2 separate regions of the Mus musculus genome follow, and region 2 is linked to region 1. The links are chromatin loops, found by intact Hi-C in ENCODE. Cell type or tissue: left cerebral cortex. All regions are shown on one strand. Links, peaks and the distances in the headings refer to the core of each region. The heading gives the core; the rest is flanking DNA. Region 1 holds the start of Anks6 (ankyrin repeat and sterile alpha motif domain containing 6). Region 2 overlaps Tbc1d2 (TBC1 domain family, member 2).

What was found. Peaks named below come from ENCODE experiments on the same cell type or tissue, not always from the same donor. Only the 100,000 strongest peaks of a DNase experiment are listed, where the experiment ranks them.
Region 2: it touches region 1 in a loop (4-fold over the local background); 5 of 42 quality-filtered maps call a loop at or near these places.

The regions. Positions count from the first base shown.
Region 1 is chr4:47,045,996-47,057,512 of GRCm38, reverse strand. It overlaps Anks6 (ankyrin repeat and sterile alpha motif domain containing 6), which reads left to right and starts at 207. Exons shown (of 16, transcript NM_001356426.1): 1 at 207-564; 2 at 7,942-8,444; 3 at 11,459-11,503. The coding sequence starts at 233. In left cerebral cortex, for the core only: a CTCF peak has its summit at 7,085 (motif pointing right); a DNase peak (open chromatin) is centred at 7,097; H3K27ac peaks cover 408 bases.
Region 2 is chr4:46,606,993-46,618,509 of GRCm38, reverse strand. Tbc1d2 (TBC1 domain family, member 2) reads left to right here. Exons shown (of 13, transcript NM_198664.3): 7 at 2,146-2,256; 8 at 3,302-3,483; 9 at 4,086-4,562; 10 at 9,407-9,527; 11 at 11,355-11,517. It overlaps Gm31850 (a long non-coding RNA gene), which reads right to left. Exons shown (of 4, transcript XR_001784279.2): 2 at 10,085-11,517; 3 at 9,708-9,756; 4 at 8,382-9,431. Among named protein-coding and RNA genes, the nearest start is that of Gm31850, 5.9 kb to the right of the region's middle. In left cerebral cortex, for the core only: a CTCF peak has its summit at 7,103 (motif pointing left); DNase peaks (open chromatin) are centred at 5,736 and 7,094.

The DNA of each region.
Region 1 (11,517 bases), core at 2,289-10,288:
AGTTCTAAGCTAGGCCCAGAGGTCGGATTCAGTAGGAACGAACAGGAAGACTGAAGAGTGACCGCACAGTCACAGGCCCACCCTCCAAGGCGGGAGGCGGGCCCTGCGCGCGCGTACCCATCAGGCGCGACCCCGGAGGCGCGCGCGCACCCAGGGGGCGGGCCTGCGGACGGCGGGCACGCGCGCGGCCCCGGGGTGGGAGCGGGCGGCGGCGCGGAGCGGGCGGTCAGCGATGGGCGAGGGCGCGCTGGCCCCCGGCCTGCAGCTGCTGCTCCGCGCCTGCGAGCAGGGTGACACCGACACGGCGCGGCGCCTGCTGGAGCCAGGCGCGGACCCGGTCGCGGGGCCCGAGGCGGGAGCGGAGCCGGCAGGGCCCGAGGCGGTCCGGGCAGCGGAGGCCGGGGCGCCGGTGCCGGTGGACTGTTCCGATGAGGCGGGCAACTCGGCGCTGCAGCTGGCGGCGGCCGGTGGCCACGAGCCACTCGTAAGGTTCCTGCTGCGCCGCGGAGCCTCGGTCAACAGCCGCAACCACTACGGCTGGAGCGCGCTCATGCAGGCGGCCAGGTGAGCGGGGACCGGGAAGGAGAGAGTCCGGGACTCGTGAGAGTGCGAATGGCAGACTTGGAGCTTTGCCTTTTGGTCATCTGTATGATGGAAATAAAAGGGCGGTTTCAGAAACACAAGATTAGGGATGTTAGAAACTTTGGCTTCTGAACAGTGTGGAGGCTGCGGAGTGCATCTTCTAGACGTTCATTCATTCCGTTTTGCATCAAGGGTCTCCTAAGAATCTGTCTACTCACCCTGGCTTTGGGGGTTGACCGAATAGATAACTGGGATCCAATTAAGTCCCTATTTTGGGGATATGAGTGGGGTGGGTGGGTAAATAAAGTAGCATTCTTGATCTGGAAGGTCTGACAGTAGTAGCTGACCCAGTTGGAGGAATAGAGGCGATTTTTAGTGGAAATGAGGTGTTAAGACTCGAGGATTTGTAAGAGTTATCCAGGACCGGAAAACGAGGAAGCGAGGGAGAACAAGCACACTGCAGACACATAGTGATGAAAGGTGGTCAGACAACTGGGAGGATGCTGCGACCCAGAGGGGGCTGGAGACAAGCCCACCATTGGAGGAAGAAAGTAGGTGCCAGATTGGGGCTGAACAGAAACCCACAATCTAAGGATGATCAGGAGTGTGGAAGGCACAGGGCACTGTGACCGGAACAGACTTTTGTTTCGGGTAAGTTACATTCAGCACCTGTGAGAATAGGCAGAGAGATGGGCCAGAGTCAGGAAGGCTGGCTAGGAAGACAGCAGCCAAGGAAGAGACAATTAGTGGCCTGGATAAACCTGAAGTTGATCCTCGTGGTTGTGTGACCCTGCGAAGGGGTTGGGAGAGGCAGCAAAATCCATCTCTAGATTTCTGACTCGTATAAATATACTGAGCTGTAAAAAAACAAGAAAAGAGACAATGCTTGTTTTGTTTTTAGATTTGTTTTTATTTTATGTGTATGAGCGCCTGTGTATATGTGCACCACATGTGTGCCTGGTGTCTGAGGGAAGCCAGAAGAGGGCGATGGGTATCCTGGAACTGGAGGTACAGACACAGATGGTAGAAACCAAACCTGGCATCTTTTTGAGAGCAGCAGGTACTCTTAACTGCTGAGCCATCTCTCTAGCCCTAGAGGGAGAGTCCTGAGAGTGAGCATAGCTTTCAGTCACATAGCAGGTTGTACCGGTGGAGAATGCCAGGGCAGCAGAGGTGACCGTAAAACCTTTTTCCTAGGTCCCTTTCCCCTTAGGGGCAGTATCTACTCTTCCTCCAGGTGAGCCTTCTCCTGCCTAGGTACCCCCTCAATGGCTTGTGATATCCCCAGAATGCACCCCCCTCCGTCTTCCTCTCCATCCCCTCACCCTTGTCCGCAGATACCTCTGTAGCTGTCTCCCACCATACTCCTCTGCTCCAGGTATACCTTTGCCCCTGCCCCCTTGAAGAGCTTCCAGATCTTTCTGGAACAAGTGCTTGGCTGTGCCTGTCACCAGCAGCTGCCCTAGACTCAGGATGACACTTCTGTCTGTCCACATCTGTCAGTACATCCGCCCTGGTCTCTTAGGCTCAGGCCTGGATTTCATCCGGGCCTTCTCTGCATTACTTTGTACTTTTTAAAAAAGCTGAGCCGGGCGTGGTGGCGCATGCCTTTAATCCCAGCACTCGGGAGGCAGAGGCAGGCGGATTTCTGAGTTCGAGGCCAGCCTGGTCTGCAAAGTGAGTTCCAGGACAGCCAGGGCTATACAGAGAGACCCTGTCTCGAAAAACCAAAATAAATAAATAAATAAATAAATAAAAAGCTGAAACAAGATTATCTTTCCACCTTACTGGTGAGACCCTGAGATTTAGATATCAGAATGTGTGTTGGCAGGGAGTCTCCACAGAACCCTTAGCCTGAGTTCTCCTCTTCTGCTCTCAGCAAAGCCCCTCCTCTCTCAAGCTTAGCTTCTTCCAGGAAGCCTTCCTTGATGTGGCCATGGTCTCTGGTCTCACCATACCAGGCTGGCTCGCTGTGCACCCAACCCTGGCTATACCTAAGACTCCCTGGGATGTCTCTCCACATGGGGTTCCTGGGGTTACCTTTCTGAAGGCCGTGACTCGGAAGCTGAGGAGAGAGGTGGGGAACAGGAAGGGTTGTGAGAAAGACGCTCAGAATGACTTTGTACATTGGAGAGGCCCAGGTGTACACCTTCTCTCTGAGATCCACCCACTATAGAGACCTTGCAAGCCCTGAGCATTTGCTGAAAGCTTTGCTTGTCATGGTTTGCAGCACTGGCTTGTCCCAGTGCCACCAACCCCTGTCACCTATTTTTTTGCTGTTTACCAAGTTCTGCAGAATTGTCCACATCATCTGGTTAATTTCTTTCTTTCTTTCTTTCTTTCTTTCTTTCTTTCTTTCTTTCTTTCTTTCTTCCCTCCTCCTCCTCCTCCTCCTCCTCCTCCTCCTCCTCCCTCCTCCTCCTCCTTCTCTTCCTCCTCCTCCTTCTTCAGAATTGTCCACATTATCTGATTATTATTATTATTCCTCCTCCTCCTCCTCCTTCTTCTTCCTCCTCCCCCTCCTCCTCCTCCTCCTTCACCCCCTCCTCCTTCTTCATCTTCTTCAGAATTGTCCACATTATCTAATTATTTCTTCCTCTTCCTCCTCCTCTTCTTCCCCTTCCCCATCATCATCATCATCATGATGTCTGATTATTATTGCCTTAATGTGGATCAGGCTGGTTCTAAACTTGAGAGCCTCCTCTACTTCCCCAGTGCTGGGACTTGGGTGTGCACCATCACACCCATCACCTCCTGTTTATCTTGATGGGCAGGATACTTAACCTAACCATGATGGTTAATTAACAGTTTAACAGATTCAAAGGACTTTCTTGTATAAAAGTTGGTGAAAGGACCCTGAAGTCAGCCCAGAGGATGGGGGAGGGGGGAACTGCTTCTGAATCCGGCAAAGACAGCAGCAGGTGTCTCTGCAGAAGTGATTTTCTAAAATAAAAAAAAAAAAATTTATTTTATATATGTGAGTACACTGTCACTGTCTTCAGACACACCAGAAGAGGGCATCGGATCTCATTACAGATGGTTGTGAGCCACCATGTGGGTGCTGGGAATGAAAATCAGGACCTCTGGAAGAGCAGCTAGTGTTCTTAACCACTGAGCCACCTCTCCAGCCCCCGTAGGAATGGTTTTTAAGGAGAAAACAGGGAATCTGTGCTAGGGTGAGTTAGTTGGTGAGTCCTGATTGGACAGATTAGCCAGTATAGCCAAATAATGAGTTTTGATTGCTAGACCTGGGCATTTTCATAGTTGAAACTGGGTATGTTGGTCAGGCACAGGGAAGTAGCCAAATGAGCTAACAGACCTTGGTGGCTAGCTTTTGGAATGTGAGTGATGTAACGGCTTAGCAAGAGAGAGAGAGAGAAGGAAGGAGGGCAAACCCCGCCGGCAGTTGTGTGCGGTGCCTGGGCCTGTTAGAGTCCTTCCGTTGGTAGGGTAAAAAGAGTTGGGGTTTGCGGTCCAAGCACTCCAGCTTTGACACTTTGTAGTTGAGATGCTTTGGGCTGTCTTTTTGTGCTTCAGTTTGCCATGAGCGCTGTTTCCTAATTACCGTTTCATCAGTGAGAGTGTTTTACCTGCACCACTGTCTGTGTGCCATGCGTGCCTGGTGCCCTCAGAAGCAAGAGGAGGGAGGGCATGAGAGCCCTTCGAAGTGGAGTTACAGGCAGTTGTCAGCAGCCAGAGAGGTGCTGGGAACTGAACCTGGAGCCTCTGGAAGAGCGGCCGGTGCTCTCACTGCAGAGCCATCTCTCTGGCCCCAAGAGGTGCCGCTTTGAGAGTATTAGTACGATACTCACCTTACTGTTCTGTGAGCCCAAGGTAGGAGGTACCTCCGTGAGGAGAGGATTAGAACTCACACATGCCTGTTCGCCAGGGCCTGGACACTTTTTAAGTCTCCTCACAGGAGACTCCATTGCACTCTGAGATGGGTTGAGATGCGCTGAGCTGTCTGCTCCCTGGTCCAGGTGGAGGCTCAGGGTCAGAGTCCAGTGTAGGGAGACTTCGTTGAGGGTCAGTTTGTGGGTCCCTTGGTCTCTCTGTCCCTCAAGTCAGGGTGACCTGTGCATGGCCACTCTCCTTTCTTGTGCTCCTCTTAGAATCCTTGGACAGTGCTCCAGATACCCACGGTGCCTGCCTAAGTGGACTTGTGTTTATCATCTTGTTGTGCCTTCCAACATCTGTCCATGAGGCAAGCCGAAGAGACCCTGTGTCAGCACTTGGAGACAATGGCTTCCTATGGTTTAAGTAGAACCGTAGTTCCTATTTGCAAAAATAGATTATTCTTTTCTTCCCCCTCCCCAGTAGTGGGGATGAACTCAGGGCCTGTACTTGGCAGGCAAGCATGCTATCACAGAGTTACCACCTCGGCCCTTAAAGCAGAGGCTCACTGAACTGCCCCGGCTGTCCTTGAACTTACTATGTAGCTCGAGCAGGTCTAATTGCCCTACATCAGCCCTGCCCGCATCATTGGGTCCAGCTAACAGTGGCATTTCTTGAGCACCCACTTTGTATCCAGCACCGTGCTTATTGCTTTAAATGGATTCATTCCTTCAGTCCACCCCAAACCTTCGGAAGTATGTATCATTGTTGACCCCCCTTTAGAGACAAGGAATTGAGGTCCAGAGAAGCTATGTAACTTGTCCACAGCCACAAGGTGAGTTGAGTGACAGAGTCAGATTCACAGACTGATGGATGGCCGGAGAGCTGTGAATCCAGCAACTGACAACTCCCCTCGGGCATTGGTAGTGATTCTGAGCAGGGGACAGCATGGCGAGGTTGTCTAGCCACACCTTGGCCCGTTTACCTTTCACCCACTTCTGTCTTTACCTCACTCATGCCAGGTGCTCTGAGTGGCAGGATCGTGTGCCAGCTCTCAAAGCACAGGTGTTAATTGCTGAAATTAGTTGTCAGCCTCAGCACCTGCTCAGAAGCCCCCAGCAGCCCCGTTTTCAGTAATTACCTATTAGAAAATGAACACACGCAAAATTATCTAGGGCGCCGTTGGATCATTTTATATTTTTCAGCCTAATTGAATGCTCTCCAGGGCTACCTGGGAGTTCAGAAAACATTGCAAAATTCAGTATTTCTGCTCAAATTCAGTCCCTTTGCTTCCCCGGTAGGAACCGGGCAGGCTGGAGGGGCTGCGATTTGAAATTCTTGGGGCCGGTTTGGGTCCTGTCACTTTCAAATTGAGATTAATTGCTCTCTGCTCCACTCTGCTGCCTCCTTATCTGTGAAGTGGGAGGCACTGTGTACATCTCCGGATTTCAAATGAGATAAGAATCTGAAAGTACCTTGTAATCTGCAGCTAGAGATTACACTAGAGTTTGTTTTGTGCTCCCAAAACCGGTGGGAGCTTTTAACTCTACTGCAGTGGCGGTCAAAGCAGCCCCTGGTTGCCTTCTCTCTCTCAGACCTCCCTTCCCTGTCGTCAATGAGTACGTTCATTTATCAGTTCATAGACCGAATGAATATATTGAACCCTAACATGGGCCATCTCCTGTGCTAGTGACCAGGGAAGTCCCCTAACCCTGTCCTTAGTTACAATCAGGTAGGCAAGAAACAGTTTTTGAAAGAGGGCTCAGGTTTAGACAGAGAGAAGCTGCAGACTTGGGGGGTCCTCAGATGGGAGCCCAGGAAACTGCTCAGAGTTGGCGAGATGGGAGCGGGCCCTGAGCAGCACAGAGGCACAGCACCCTGCTTGGCAGGACCCTGTGAGTCACGCTCATGACGGAGTGCCTGGAAGGAGGGTAGGAAGGTGCAGAAAGGGGCTGGGAAATATCAGTGATGTAGGCAGCCCTCCTGGCTGTGGGCAGGTGGGAGGGACCTGGAGGGTTGGGTGGGGGTGGGGGCTCTCTGGAGGACAGACAGCAGGGAAAGGGATGGAGGCGGGAGGGGGCTTGAGTTTGCAGTTTCTGCACGGGAGTGTGTTTCCTCACCCACCTCTCTGCTCGGGAGAAGAGGCCCCCATCCTGCCTTGGGCTGGGGGGCCAGATCACCAGGTTCTCATTTGCACACTGCAGGAGGCAGCCTGGTGTGTCAAGGTTCACAGCCCAGAAGGTATTTTATATTCAGCTGCAGCCTCAGACCAGAGTTCAGCCCTGGCCCTGCCTCCTTCAGGGAAGGAAGCCCTGAGCTTTCGCTGAAGCACAAAATCCACTTCCACAAAGGAGGGCCGAGCGACAACTCAGCCTCCAAGCCTGACCACTGCACTGTAGTCTTCTGACACCCCCTTCCCTGGATTTGTCTTTGTGTCTATCCCCTTAGCCAGGAGGAACCTTCTTTAGCTTGGACACTCTCCGTTCAGAGACCTCACACCTTAAAACATAACTCTGCCCACTGAGAAGCGGCATCTGTCCTCCCCCTGGAGTCAGGGAGTTGGCAGGAGCCTGTCTGTCTTCTCTGGGCCCTGAATACAGCCATAGCTGGAGTTTCTTTGAGAAGGATGGGACTACACCAGGCTCATAGTCACCTGCAGTAAACATTCCTGCCAGCAGGTGGCAGTAGGGCTCCGTGGAGGTGCCAGAGTCCTTTTGCCCAGGGCAGCTGCCACACTGGGATGTGCAGGTGATGGTGGGGGCTGAGGAGGGTAGATATGAATCACCACAAAGGGAACATGAGGGGATCAGCACTGGCAGAGACAGCTTAGCAGGCCATAACTCAGAGTACAGAAAACTCAGATGTGGAGGGCAGAGTGGTATAGGCAGATGGATCTGTCCTCAGTGTGTGTAAATGTGTGCCTGTGTGTGTGTGTGTGTGTGTGTGTATATGTTTTTTTAAATTTTAGATTATTTTCTTTTGTTTTATGTGTATGCTGTTTTGCCTGCATGTCTGTGCACGTATTTGTCTGGTACCCCCTGAGTTTGGAAGACAACTTCAAATACCCTGGAGCTAGAATTGCGGATGGTTGTAAGCCACCAAGTAGGTACTGGGAATCACATCCAGGTCCTCTGCAAGAGCAACAAGTCCTGACTGCTGAGCTGTCTCTGCAGACCCCCACCTTGTTTTCTTGACAGTCTCTCATGGGCCTGGAGCATGGAGAGCAGGCGGGCAGGTTACACCGACCCACTTGTTTTCACGCCTCCACTGCTGGGATTATGTACGCGCACTACTGTGTCCATTTATTTTCTGTGTGTGTACACACATATGCATGTTTGCATGTCTATGGGTACATGTGTGAAGCCTGTGTAAGAAGTTTTCCTTGATGGCGTTCCACACCAGGCTGAGGTCATCCCTTGTGAACAGCCCCTGTGCCTGCAGTAGTTGACATTAGTGAGGGTCATCAGAACTGCTCGATTGTCAGCATTTTCTGTTCAGTGTCAACAACCCCCATCTTCCCGGCAGGTGTGGGCATGTGAGCGTGGCACACCTCCTTTTGGATCATGGAGCCGATGTCAATGCTCAGAATCGGCTGGGTGCCAGTGTGCTCACCGTGGCTTCTCGGGGTGGCCACCTGGGTGTGGTGAAGCTGCTGCTAGAGGCGGGAGCCATTGTGGACCACCACACCCCTTCTGGAGAGTCGCCAGCAACGGGAGGCAGCGGGGATGAACTGCTGGGCATTACAGCCCTGATGGCCGCTGTTCAGCATGGGCACGAGGCCGTGGTACGTCTGCTGATGGAGTGGGGTGCGGACCCTAACCACACAGCCCGGACTGTGGGCTGGAGCCCTCTGATGCTGGCAGCCCTCCTTGGGAAGCTGAATGTGGCGCAGCAGCTGGTGGAGAAGGGAGCCAACCCTGACCACCTCAGTGTACTGGAGAAGACTGCCTTCGAGGTTGCTCTCGACCGCAAGTACAGGGATCTTGCTGAATACCTGGACCCACTGACCACTGTCAGGCCAAAAACAGGTCAGGCCAACCCCCTTCCCCACCACTGGCCCAGTCACTCCCCACTCCCTCCCCCTACCCTCCCACCTCCCACCACTTCCCCCAAAAGTCACCCCCCACCAACACCCTGGTCCCTGCTGTGGCTTTACAGAGATGATTGTTTAGGTTGCACAAGCCAAGGTTTGCCAAACTAAAAATGTGTGCAGAAGGAGTGCACGCAGGCCATGAGCTTTGAGCTACACAGTACCTATGAATGCCGGTTACACACAGGCCTTACACATTTCCCAACATGACCAGGTACTGCTGGGAGTAGGTAGAGCCTGTGAACTTGTACAGTGAGGCCTTTTCTCTCTACCTGACCTTCCTCCCTCAGCTGGCTCTGATGTAAGTGGTCCAAGGATCCCTCTAGAACAGAAGCCGGCAAAGTTTTCTCTGTAAAAGTCCAGGTGATGAAGATTTAGACTTCCTGGGCTATGTAGGTGCTGACCAGTGATTATTGGCCCTTGTTAGAGTGAGAGCAGCTGCATTTAGAATGTAAGTGAGTGAGTGTGGCCTTGTGCTGGGTGCCGAGACAAACTTGGGACAGGTTGGTCCCAAGCCTAGGTTTGTAGCCCCTGTTCTGGAAGGTGCTGGCCACCAGTCCCTGGGGACCAGGTCACTCGTAGTGAGTGTGCAGTGGTTCCCTTCCAAGTCTGGGTTTTCCTGGCAGTCTCGTGTTTGTTTGCTGTTGTTTTTAGGGTTGTTCTTAGAGGAGTAGTCACACAGCATGTTGCATTTTGGAACCTCTGCTCAATAGTGTCACACACAGCCTGGGCACTGAGCAAAGTGGGTGACAAGTGCTGACTCTGCCAGACCTGGCTTGAGCTTCTCTTTGCCCACTCAGGGTGGGCCGTGTGATCACTGTCACGGTGTCGGTGTCGGTGTCAGCTTCCTGGGGATCCTAGTATCAGGTTTCATGAAGTATAGATGCATTTCTCTTGCCAGGCTCTTGTGACAGTTGTACTTTGAAATGTCTGTCCCCGGTGCATAGCTCCCAACAGTGGAAGTTCAGTTTCTCTGCTAGTGTGGGATGCCTGCTATGTTCCAGGCGCCCTTCAAAGCACCTGGCATGTGCCAGCGAACAGTTGAGAGCCAGATCCCTCCCCTTGGTAGGGGAAGGCAGGTTATAAGTAGGAAATAAATGACCATGTGGGAGAGGTTAGTGCCGTGAGTGAGAACAGCAGATGAGAAGAGAGCCAGACTGGCTGTGCCAGGCATTGTGAGATGGCAGGGATGGCCACCCAGGGAAGATAACCACAAGTGGACCTCAGAAGTCCTGCAAGTGCTCTTAACCCCAGGGGACCACCACAGCCGTGAAGGCTGCACGATTGATTGTCATACCGTAGGTCCTTAAGTCATCAGCAGTACAGACACACACTCACTCACACACCGTTCTTCCCTGGAAATGCAGGAAATCCACCCACACAAGATCTTGGCCTCCCTGTGTTCTTTCTTGTCCCAACCAAAGCTGCCCGGTGACTGTGACATTCTTCTGTCTCATGCTGTGCAGAGGCTGGGTCAGGTGTCCTCTCCTTGGGACGTGGTGGAGTCCCTGGACAACACCACTGAAGCCCAGAATAAAGAAAGGCCCAGCCCAGCAGTGCGGGTTATCAGTGCAAATAGCTGTCCTAGCATCAAGAGCCAGGATGGACTGTTAGTGACTCATGGTACCAGGTGGCTGCCTAGCATCCAGCAATAAGATTGGTGACATTCCTGCCCCTCAGAAACCCCGGGCCTCAGCAAACGGAGCTCGTAAGCAATTCGAAGGCACTTACAATTCTACAGATTTTATTTTATGTATATGGGTGTGTTGCCTGGATGAATGTCTGTGTACTGCATGTGGGCCTGGTGCCCCAGGAGGCCAGAAGAGGGCACCAGAGCCCCTGCAATGAGTCACCATGTGAGTACTGGTCATCAAACCTGGGTCCTCTGGGAGAGTGGCCAGTGCTTTTAACTGCTGGACATCTCTCCAGCCCCCAGAGGTGCTTTTTCAGTGACTACGATATGGCTCCATGTGTTGATATTTCACAGGCAAAATTAGCCCTGTTCTTCCGTGTCCCTGGCTGTAGTTGATACTGAGAGTCACGGTATTACTCCATTTTACAGCTTGGCTGGGATGGCTGCTGGAGGCCAGTTAGCACAGTGGTACCTTGATAGGCTTCACATTTCTGAAGCACCTCCTTTCTATGTCACTTGCTGCTCCTTGAGACAACTCCGTGGCACAGATGCTGATGTCAGTGGGGCAGCCAGTGCAGAAACAAACGTGCGTTCTGGCTCACGTGGGGCTCAGGCTCACTGCTCCTCCCAGCCAGCCCAGAGCCATGGGTGTCCCTCATGGAGTTCAGTAAGGCTCAGGAGCCCTGCCTGTGCTGCTCAGCATGCTCACTGGCTTTAGGGAATGCCTGTTTCCTGTTCGTGGATGACTGCTGGGCCTGGTGCGGCGTGGACGTCAGGCCAGAGGCTTGCATTGGTGGACAGGGAGTCGCTGCACCAGGCCAAGGGTCAGAGCCCAGTGTGAACATGTCTGATGGGCAGTTGGCCTGACAATTGTCCACAGACTGGCGGGGCACCGCACTCAAGTGCCTGGGAAGAAAGAAAAGGTGCTTTTCTGGGGTGGGGTGGGGGGCACAGCCATTACTTCCAGAGCTCAGTGATCCAGTGTCACAGGGCTCTCTGACCTTGAACTTAGTTAGTTGTAGTTAGATTTTAGAAGTTTAACAGTTTCTTTTTCAAATTCTTACAGAATGAACATTTTCCAAGACCATACTTTTTTTTTTTATTAACCTAGGTAAATACACCCCACAGTTTGCAGTGTTTTCAAAAGCCTGGGATAACAGCTGCCCAGAAAGGCTGTCACCTAGTCAGTCCCCTGCTCTGAGCTTCTGCCCCATGACTTATAAGGAATTGCCCTTTAGAGCCTGTGCTCTGACCCGATGTGGTTTTAGAGTTCTGTTAAACTTCTCCTCCGTTAATTCTGGAAATCTCTGTTTACCCAGATGAGGAGAAGAGGCGACCAGATATTTTCTATGCCCTGAAGATGGGTAAGTGCTTCAAG
Region 2 (11,517 bases), core at 2,246-10,245, 440 kb after region 1:
GTGTGGCTTTTTTTTTCTTCTCTGAGGTCTCTCTTTTTTCCTCCCTACAGTTCTGAGCCAAGGAGAGTACTCAAGGTAGGGCACCAAGCTGATTGGCAGCTGCCCAGCCGCCATTCCCACCCACTATGCTCCAGGGGGCGCTCACACCCACCTCCCTGCCTGAGCACCTCCTGCCTTTCCCTTTGACCTGGAAACGGCCCCCCTATGTGGCCATATTCTCAAAGTCTGCAGAGTGTCTGTGCTCAGCCTGGGCGGGGTGGGAGCATGGAGCAGGATTGCATGTCCCTGGGCAGGCAGTGCTGGTTGCTGAATGCCTGCCGTGGGTTGGACATTCCCGGGTTGGGATCCTTGCTCTCTTCCCACACCAGCTGCATCACTGAGGGGTTCACCATTAGATCCTTGCCTCCTCATCTGTAAAATGGGAACAATGCTACTTTCACACTTCGCCCACAGACGGCACACAGTGGGACTGCAGGACTGACAGGCACTTTAAGCCCTCACCTAGGTGCTTGTGGCTTATCCCAGGTGCTGGGTAAGAACCCCCGTAATCAGTTACAGCAAGCAGACTGGGGGAACAGATGGGCTGTGGCAGTCACACACAGTGATCAACAACCTGGGGCTTTTCCCCGGTAGGAAAGGAAAGCCTGGGTTCTCAGGGGATATAAGCGGGCAGTATGCTTGAATGGCTTCTGGAATGTTCTTCTCAATGGAAAACAAAGACTGTAAGCCACAGCTGTAGCTCTATGTAGACCTACCAGTGACTCACCCAGCTTCTGCTCAGGCAGCACCTGCCACTGTGTGCTGGACTGTGCGGGGAGAGCTCAGAGCTATTTATCACCGAAGCTTCATACTTTAAAAGGTGCTAGAGAGATGGCTTGGCAGTTAAGAGCAACGTCCTGAGTTCAATTCCCAGCAACCACGCGGTGGGTGTCTCACAACCATCTATACTGGGATCTGATGCCCTCTTCTGGCATGTAGGTGTACATGCAGATGGAACACTCATGCGTAAAATAATTAAATCTTTTAAAATATACACTCATGCCCACACACATGTATATAGATACAGATATGGAACTTAGCTATAGAAAATTTCCCATTTGTGTTTTAAAAAATAGCTATTGGAACTCAGACTGGATGTGCACACCTGTGTATCCCAGCTATTCTAGAGGCTGAAGCAGGAGGAGGAACTAGGAACCAGCCCGGGACACGTGATAGGACCATCTCAAGAAAAGCAAAGGAGAGCCATGCGTGGTGGAATATGCATATTGCCAAGACCTGCACAGCCTTGGGATTGACCCAACAGGGACAACACGGGAAGGAAGGAATGACAGACACACACAGAGGAGCTAGGCTGGGCTGGCCAGCGTGCGCCGATGTACCAGTAGCGTGGGTTCATTATATGCAGCCGCACCAGGGGAGAATGACTCTCAGCATTGGCATCCCTGACGTGGTTCTGCTCAGGACTGCGTCCACGACTGCATCCACTCCACACAGCCTCAGTCTTAGCACTTGGGAGATGGAGGCAGGAGGGTCTGGAGTTCAAAGCTAGCTTCAGCTGTGTAGCAGATACAAGACCAGCTTGGGATACATGAGACCGTGTCCAAACAAACACACAAAACCAGAAAGGCAAACAGAAAGGAAAAAGAAGGGGCTGGCAGTGGGCAGCGCCCGTCCTCGGATGCCACCCAGGCTGGGTTTGAGTCCTCTGGTCAAAAGTATGCAAAACCCTTGAGCATCACACAGGCATGTGTACAAAGTGATGCTTAACAAGAAGCTATGCACACAGCTGCAAACACCTGACGCTGTGTGCTGATTTAAAAACATCCAGGGCAGGTCGGGAGGCCATGCCATATCCCAGAATGATGGAGGGGGAGGCAGGATGCAGAGGAATTCAAGGTCTTCGGCAGCAACTTAGTGCGCTGGAAGCCAGCCTGGACTACCAGAGGCTAAGAATGGTCCAGCAATGGCAGCCATGTTGAACTCCAGGTCTAGGGTGCTCCCTACCACATCTCGCTGGAGAAGTCTTTCACACCCCCTCTCTGTGTCATTCGGGAAGGAAGTTTTAGCAGTAGCTCCTTTAAGGGTGACTTCCCTAGAGCAGGATGTTTGCGGCACCACTGCTGACCCACCTTGCTCTTTTTCCAGGATGACATGGAAGCATATCGGACCCAGAACCGCTTCCTCAACTCTGAGATCCACCAGGTCACCAAGATCTGGAGGAAGGTGGCGGAGAAGGAGAAAGCCCTGCTGACCAAGGTACCGGGGCCAATGGCCACATCCGTGTTCCTCCACTCCCTGCCCCTTGCCGCCCCACCTCCCCTTCCCTAATCTCTCAGCCCTGTCACTCCTGTGGCAGCTTTGCAGAAGGTAGACGTGGCATACAAGTCGGTCTGGAGTCTCTCCAGAATCCCTGAAGCATTGGAAACAAGACACAGGAAGTTCTCAGTGAGAGGAAAGAGGTGGACAGGGAGAGACCAGGAGGGTAGGAAGGCCAAAGGCTCCCCCAGAGGGTTGAATTGAAGTGCCCATCGACACATGCAGGTGGTGCCTGGGCAGGACGGTAGCATTGGCAGCTTCAGCTCTGAGGCCAAAATGAGAACTGAGATGACCCAACAGTCATGCCAAAATTCCACTGTCTCCGTCTCACAGAGACAGAAAGCAAGGCCCAGAGGGCACACTTGACTCACCCAAAGCCGGCTGACTTGTTCACTGAAGTGGAGATAGGGATGGGAGTGCAGGGGCACACTCCAGGCTGAGGAAGAGGGTCCCCCGAAAGCCGAAGGAGGAAAGTACAGTGAGGGCAGCAGGGGCAGCCCTGAGGGTTGAGCCCGCAGAACTGTCTCTGTGCCCAGTACCGGGCAAGGCTTTTACATGAGGCTGGCTGATCCTTGCCAGACTCCTGAGGAGACCCCACGTTACCCCTGTTTAGGCTACCAAAGCCGCGAACAGCTTTGGGCCCTTCCAATTCTGCTTCCCCCGCCAACCCCTCTCCTGGACCCGCAGATAGAGAAAGGAGGTCATGGCTTACAGCAGGGAAGTGAAAGAGACCCAGGACCGAGGAGGGAGTGGGATCCTGTTTTTGTACCCCTGTTACATCTGCCCCTGGCCTCCTTTTGATCCCACTCCCTCCTTAGTCCTGGGTCTCTTTCACTTCCCTGCTGTAAGCCATGGCCTCCTTTCTCTATCTGCAGGTCCAGGAGAGGGGTGGGCAGGGGAAGCAGAATAGGGAGGGCCCAAAGCTGCTCATGGCTCTGGTAGCCTAAGCAGCCCAGATGCCTGACCAGCCGCTCCATTCTCGCAGTGCGCCTACCTGCAAGCCAGGAACTGCCAGGTAGAAAGCAAGTACCTGGCCGGGCTTCGGAGGCTGCAGGAGGCAGCAGGAGCCGAGGCTGGTGACTTCCCTGAGCTGCTGCAGCAGCTGATCCAGGAGGCCCTGCAGTGGGAAGCCGGAGAGGCGGACAGCGTGGGGCTGAGCCCCGTCAGGTGAACCCAGTGGGCAACCAGGGAGGGGCTGAGCGGTAATGGTGAGATCCTTGTCGCTAGTGCCGCTGGCCACACATGCCAGCACTACACAGCTGTGGGCTCCCCAGGCTCAGGCACATAGGATGCGGGACACACAGCTGAGGGGGGCAGGCCTGTTGGAGGCACACAGACCACATAGCCACCGCGCCCACAATTACTCAAGCTGCCTCCTGCAGCCAGACCCTGGTTGGGCACAGCAAGCAGGAAGTTGTGTCTGTTGGGCTCCAGGGTCACTGGCAGTTGTCTTCCAGGTTTGCTTTGTGTCCCTAAGCAAGTCACTTTGCCTCTCTGCTCTCTGTATTCAGCACCCACGTAATTGGGGTGAGGAGCCCCACCTCGCAGGCTCCCTGGGGATGGCTAAGATGGCTCACACAGTGAACTGCAGCCAGTGAATGCATCTCTCCTGGCTCTTCTGTTTACCGAGGGGATCTTCCGAATCTTCAGGAGGTTCTCCCTACTGTACAGATAAGCAAACTGAGGCCAGGCTCTGGAGTGGTCTCAGTGCACCCAGGGTGCGAGCCCATCCAGGGACAGCCGTGCTAACGTGGTCCTTTTTCCATCAGCGAGTACGACGACTATGGCTTCCTGACGGTGCCAGACTACGAGATGGAAGACCTAAAACTGCTAGCCAAGATCCAGGCCTTGGAGGTGCGCTCCCACCACCTGCTGGCCCACGAGGCTGTGGAGAGGCCACTACGGGACCGCTGGGCTACCCTGACGGAGCTCACGCCCTCAGCTGAGCTCAAGCAGCTGCTTCGGGCAGGGGTGCCCCGAGAGCACCGTCCCCGAGTCTGGAGGTGGCTGGTCCACCGCCGTGTCAGGCACCTGCAGGCTCCCGGCTGCTACCAAGAGCTTCTAGCCCGGGGCCGGGCATGTGAGCATCCTGCGGCTCGTCAGATCGAGCTGGACCTCAACCGGACCTTCCCCACCAACAAGCACTTCACCTGCCCGACCTCCAGTTTCCCTGACAAGCTCCGTCGGGTGCTTCTGGCCTTCTCCTGGCAGAACCCCACCATTGGCTACTGCCAAGGCCTGAACAGGTGAGCCCCACGGAGGTGAGAACACAGCCCTCTCTTCCCCGCGTGCCTGTGCCTCCGTTTCTTATCTCAGAACCCAGGCCTTTGGGGTTGGTGCTTGCCACACTTCCTGCAGAATGTCTGGCGGGTCTTAGGAACGGTCCCCGTGTTTGCAGGAGTGCTATCAGCTCAGAAAGCGGATCTCCCTGGGTTACTGTCTGTTTGACTCTGGTCAGCAACAGAGGGAGATGGATCACGTTGAGGATAGAACCACTCCATTGGTAGAGGTGGCCGTCCTCTCCAACACTGGGGGACTCTCAGGAGTCCCCTGGTTATTGCCATAGAAACTGCATAATCTCCGATATTTCCCAAAGCAAGTTTGACTCAATTTATTTCGAGCACACATATCCTCGAGCTGACTTTACATAGGCTGTCTGCTCTCCCTTCAGAACAGGTGATGCGTGGCATTTATCTAGCACAGAGTCAGCGCTCAAAATGCCCTCACTCATATTTCAATGGGTCCCAAGGGCAGAGACTTTCTGCATTTCTATTTCCAGTCTAAATGTGAGTGAAATTGAGCATGTGTGTGTAATTCTGGGATTTGTGAGTTAAACTCCCAGCAGCCCCGTAGCTCAGTCCAGACCTCTCTCAGCACGACTGTCGGGATCTATCGCTGTGCTGCCTGGGACAGGCGATATCTGTTAGCCCACCCTCTCTTACTAACCCAGCAAGACTGTGTAGTCCTTTCTACATACGTTAAATTCCAGAAGGGACACGTGCGAATCTTCTTTCAGAATAGCTGTGAAGGGACAGGTAAGATGGCCCAGAAGGTAAAGGGGTCGGCTGGGCTCGAACCCCGGATGGAACACACATGGCGGGGGAGAGAATCAGCCCCCACAGTTGTCCTCTGGTCTCCGCACACTTGGCACGTGCATACATAGTCACACATAAATGTAATTGTTTTAAAAAGTTTCAGAGGGCTTAGAGAGATGGTGTCTTGGTGCTTCTATCATTGTGATAAAACACCATGACCAAAAGCAGCTTGAGGGGGAAAGAGTTAATTTCATCTCACAGCTTGCAGTCCATCCTCCAGGGAAGCCAGGGCAGGACTCAGCCTCAGCGGGGACTGGTATAGAGGCCCTAGAGGAACCGGTGCTTGCTGGCTTGTTCCCATGGCTTGCTCTGCCTACCTTCTTACAGCACCCAGGACCACCTGCCCAGAGGTGGCCCCACCCACAGTAGGCCAAGCCCTCCCACAGCAAATGCTAACGAAGAAAATGCCTTCCCCAGCTGGCCTGTAGGTGTTTTCTCATTTGAAATTCCTTTTTCCCAAATGACTCTAGCTATGTCCAGTTGACAAAACTCTAGCCAGCATAGTCTGGCAGCAGTTAAACTATGTCGGAGGACAAGGCTCAGGTTCCCAGCAGCCATACGGTGGCCTGAAACCACCCATAACTCCAGCTCTAGGGGATCTGATGCGGTCTTCTGGCCTTCATGGACACGTATATAAACGTGGTGCACATAACCCCACGTAAGAACACGTAGATACACATGAGAGCAAATAAAGCAGTGAGTGCTAGTGAGTTCTTGACCAAAAATCAGGAGTAGGTGGCGTAAAGATAGGCTGGTGACAGAGACCAAAAATCTTAGCACCACAAGAAGCCGGAGCAGGAGAATCACAAGTTCACGGCCTTTCTGCCTGGACTAGAGTTGAGTTCAAGGACAGCTTGCATGATGTAGGGACTACCTTGTCTCAAAAAAGAAAAAGAAAAGGGGAGGGAGAGGAGAGGAGAGGAGAGGAAAGGAAAGGAAAGGAAAGGAAAGGAAAGGAAAGGAAAGGAAAGGAGAGGAACCCAAGGCCGTGACTCAATGGTAGGATGCAAGGCCCTGAGTTTAACCCCCAGAACTTTCAAAAATAAAATAAAATAAAATGGAAACAGAAGCTATGAGGACCAGAAGCTCCGGGATTAGGTGAGTGGTGAGTTTTAAGCTCTGACCCTGCAGGTGGAGGTGGGGGCCCCATCTTCCAGCTGAGACCTGAGCTTATAGAAGCTGTCCAGAATTTCACTGTGCGTGGCAGCCCAGCAGCCTCTGGCCCTGGATTGGCCCATGCCCAGTCCTTCCTACAACCCACCCTCTAAGTGGGAGCTGGGCTACCCCCAAAGCTTTTCTAATCCAGTGTCCTTTACAGAGGCCGGAGGCCTTAGCCACACAGGGGATCTGAACTCCAGAGGTTGGCTAATGGCTAAAGGACAGGGAAAGCTGTCATGGTAGGAGCCTCAGGAACAGAATGCCCTGGTATAGAGGGAAGTAAGACCAACAAGAAGGTGGCCACAGGAGGACACTTGAAGCAAAAGGGGGCAGGTGCCTTTCAGTGTATCTCTTGAGGAAACCTTTGCTTAAATTGATATGCAAGCACACATAATTGGTATCCACGCAAATATTTATGTTATTGCTTTAAATAGAAAGCTATGTACACTAGAGCCTGCCTTGATCTCAAGAGAGGTAATGTTTTTTGCAGCTTCAAGTCCCTTATGGCTGTCTGTGTCGCCATCTAGTGGTCAATCTTAGAACTGCATGCACTGTGGCCGAATAAACAGTTCACCTAAGGCAGCTTGTTCCTAGGGTTACAGATAATGCAGAGATGTGTGTTGCCAGCTCAGAGCAAGCATTTGAAGTCCATTTCCCCATGAGAATAATGTGAGTGCACTAAATGTCATTCTTGCCGCCCTCTGCACATGCCTTTGCAGGCCTGTTCAGGTGGTGTCCCATTGTACTCCCCCCCCCCCCCTCAGCAGTGGTGAGTCCTGGCAGGAACCACCCTCCAATAACTGGCCATCTGTATGCAGAAGTCTAAGACAATACAGCCTGGAGTTCCTGATCTGAGGACATCCTGAGCTTTGTGGGAAAAGGGTGGGTTAGGACAGACAGCAGCAGGCTGGACTTGGGCATCCGGGATTGGTCCCCTCTGCCGAGATGATCTTAAGTGATGGCCACTTTTGCCTTCTGAGTTCCGCTCTCCCCATCTGTGCAGTAAGATGTTTGCCTGGACCAGAGGTAACCCATAAGAAGAACCTACCAGAGACCCGTTTGAAGGAATGTCTAGGGTAGTGTTCAGGCTCAACAGCCAAAAGTTCCATGGTTGATTACATGTGTCTCCCCTGGTCACGGACGGAGTGGTAGTTGTCACACAGGACATTTTCTGTTCTTGAACCTGGTGACCTCTATGGGTCCCCTCCCCCTGCTCCAAGAGCCTCCAATGTCCCAGGAGACCTGTGGCTGTTTTTCTCTTTTTGCACTCAGCTCAGAGTCAGGAGGGTTTGTGTAAATACCCATGGAAGGCAGAGCCAGACAGGGCGAGGAGCGGGTCGTTCCCGATGCGAGCAATCGGCTGAGGAGGAAGGGCGCACGTTCCTTGTTTGGGGGGAAACAGTCCTGTTCTAAGCCATGAACCTCAAAAGGAAATGGAGGCCATGAACGCAAACCATGAAGAACCCCAAGACACATAAACAAACACTTGGCTCTGCAAGGCTCTGCAAGGCTCTGCAGTGCAGGCTGGGGTGGTGCACGCCTGCAATGCCAACACCCGCAGACTGCGGCCAGAGGATTGCAAGTTCTAGGCCAGACTGTCTCAAAATAATTAATAAGAGTAATAATAATCAGGGCTGGAGAGATGGCTCAGAGGTTAAGAGCACTGACTGCTCTTCCAACGGTCCTGAGTTCAATTCCCAGCACCCACATGGTGGCTCACAACCATCTGTAGTGAGATCTGACACCCTCTTCTGGTGTGTCTGAAGACAGCTACAGTGTACTCACATACATAAAATAAATAAATCTTTTTTAAAAAAAGGGTCAGGAAGACATTTTAAAAATTAAAATAAAATAAAAACCAAAGCTTCTGTAATTGCACAGAGAGCCCATGACTTCCAGTGCAGCCCCTTCCCCTACAGATGCCCTGAAGAGGGCTGCCCTCAGACCTAAGGACCCCATGGTTCCCAGAAACCCCCCCCCCTGTGTCAGAGTGTCTGTCCTTTGGGCTCATTGCTACAGAAAGTCGTGAGGCTTTGCTGAAGCACTCTGAGCCTCGGAGAGTGTCTGGGACGGGCTGTGTGTTTGCCAGGGTCCATGGAAGCTGGGGAGTGGTCTCTTGGGTCGGCCTGGATGTGTCCCCTCAGGGAAGGTGGAAGAAGCAGAGTGCTTCTCTCGGGGGAGATGTCCCCACGCAGCTCAAGGCTTGTCTGTCTGTCCTCCCTCCCCCCGCCCCCCGGTCTCAGTAGGACCTCATAACTGGTGAAGGCGCATAGGAGGAAAGGCTGTGTGTGCTCAGCACAGGGTGTGCCAGCGAGAAAGGCACAAGGTCTGCTCTCCCTTGGGACCACACAGCCCCGACAGGTGGGCGGTGTCCCTCACAGGCTCTCAGAGCTTGCCATCGCGAAGGTGAAGGTAGCCAGTACTTACCGAGCACTGACTGCGCTACATGCACCAGGTGGACAGTAAACATGCTGACTGCCAACAGCGCTGAGCACTGGTCCTCACCCAGCCCTGATGCTTATGAGGAGGTTGAGGCTGAGACAGGTTAAGTAGTTTACCTAAGGCCACCCAGGAAACAATCCTTACCATAATTTCCATCCAGGCAACCCAGCCTCAGAGCCTCTGTTCTGAATTGATCTCCACGGCTCTGGACGTTGACCTGTGAGCATCCTCCAAACCTCTCACCCCGGGCGCCATGACTACCAGCCTGGTCTGGGTTTCGGGCTAGCCCAGTGCCATATGGGAGGACTCAACCCAGGCCCCCAGGATGCTCTCTCTGCCACGCAGCACTGTAACTGCTATGGGTCGGTCACTCCTGGCTCCTCCCTCTTCTGCAGGCTGGCGGCCATCGCCCTGTTGGTCCTAGAAGATGAGGAGAGTGCCTTCTGGTGCCTGGTGGCCATTGTGGAGACCATACTGCCGGCTGAGTACTACAGCAAGACACTGACTGCATCCCAGGTGAGCAGGAGGGTGGTACACGGGCCCCGCCCGAGGCAACCCCCTCCCCCAGAGGAGTTCCTTCAGGCCAGCAGATCCTGGGACTCTGCCTCTCCAACACAACAGTGGCCTTTGAACCCTCTCTATCTGCTAGAAGCCCCTTGGCACTGAGGGCCTGTAAGATGGTGAGGTCCTACCCACCTGCAAGTTGGCCCAGTGGTGACGCCATGCCCCCGGGAAGCTTTGCTTTCTGGGGAGGGAGACAGAAATCAACATCCCTTGCCATCTCCCAGTCAAGAAAAGAGAGAGACCACGTGATGGTGGGCTGGGCAGTGGGCTTGGGGTGAGGATGCCACATCCCCGGGGAGGGTTGCTGCCCCGAACCAGGCAAAGAACCCCAGGCTGGCCTACTCTAGAATAGTAATAAGGTCACTTTGTGGGCTTAAGAACTGTTAAGTCATATCCCCATCCCCTACCGGGTTCTTGCTGAGGCAACCCTTCTGCCTTTCAGCCTCCATCCTTCCTTCACCCCTCCCCCCCCCGCTCTCTCCCCTCCTGCTGCCATGTCTGACACCCACCGCTCCTCCTGGGTGCCCTTTGAGATGGCAGGGATCAAGCGCAGCTGCAAGGAGAGAGCCAGCTCAGACAGAAGGGACTGCACCTGGCCTCATGGAGAGGAAGGGACCAAGTATGGTCCTTGATGCCGCAGGGTCAGGCTCCCCCCGGCTGCCTGCTCCGCCAGCCTCATGTTCATCACCAGTTGGTTACAAGAGGGCTGTGCCACCCTCAACCCCGTCTGTGGCCGTGGTGTACGCCAGAAGCAGACAGGTGGCCGCTGGAGTTTCAGTCTGCAGTTTCTCCTTTCTGTCTTCTTTTGGTTAGAACCATGTCTTAGGTCTGCCCCGCTACAGTAAGGCCGGCTGGGAAATACCATAGCTCATTGTTGCGTCTTAACATCTCTGAAAGGGAGATGCATTGAGCACCAGCATCAAGCTTGCTTTGGGTTTACCTTGACCTTGGAGAATTGGCTACATTCAGAACAGAGACGATAGGCAGCCGGGGACCCCACCTAGTGTCCCCAGTTACCAACAGAGGGAGGAGTCTGCCCTGCCTTGACTGCTGTACTGTGGATCACAGGCAGTTCTTGGTCCCATTTCATCATAGATCTGGTGACTCACATGGGGCTCTGACGAGGTCATGCCTCTGAGGGAAGAAGGGAGGGAGGGAAGGGCATCCCTGGGTACTCACCACAGCAACACTGATGTCCAGACAGACTTGCACAGGGAGGACTGTCACAGTTCTAGGCAAGAAGGAGCAGGAGGGGACACAGATCAGGGCACTGCCAAGGAGGAGGGATCTGTCCCAGGAGTAACAGTAGCCATGTCCACTGAAATAAATAAGGTAGAACCACCAGGAGAGGTCACTAGCAGCTGTGGCCTGCAGCTTCCTGCTTTAGATTCCTGCCACCTGATGTGTCAGGACACACTGCGATATCAGTATCTGTCTCAGGCCCTCACCCCAAGTGTCCGCCAAGCATCTTAAGAGTCAGACCAATATGGGTCTAGAGAAGCCACCTTGAAAAGTCTCTTTTGTTCCTGAAAACATGAGACAACTTAGTTGTCGGGGACATTGGCTGGGTAAAGGGGCCAAGGACTTACCCACAGAGAGACCCATGGCAAAGCCTGTTGCTTTGCCCAAGTGTCGGGAGGCATGGTGATGTTGCTGCACCTGCCACACACACACACCACTCCCAGTACAAAACAGGCCTGCCCAGGACCTCTGACGTGGGGCCTGAAGAGCAGGCAGAGAGGGAGCCAGCCGAAGTGACAGGCCTCTTCTGCCTCCCAGGTGGACCAGCGGGTGCTCCAGGACCTCCTCTCGGAGAAGCTGCCCCGACTGACTGCGCACCTGGGGCAGCACCGTGTAGACCTCTCTCTCATCACTTTCAACTGGTTCCTCGTGGTCTTCGCCGACTCTCTCATCAGTGACATCCTCCTGCGGGTCTGGGATG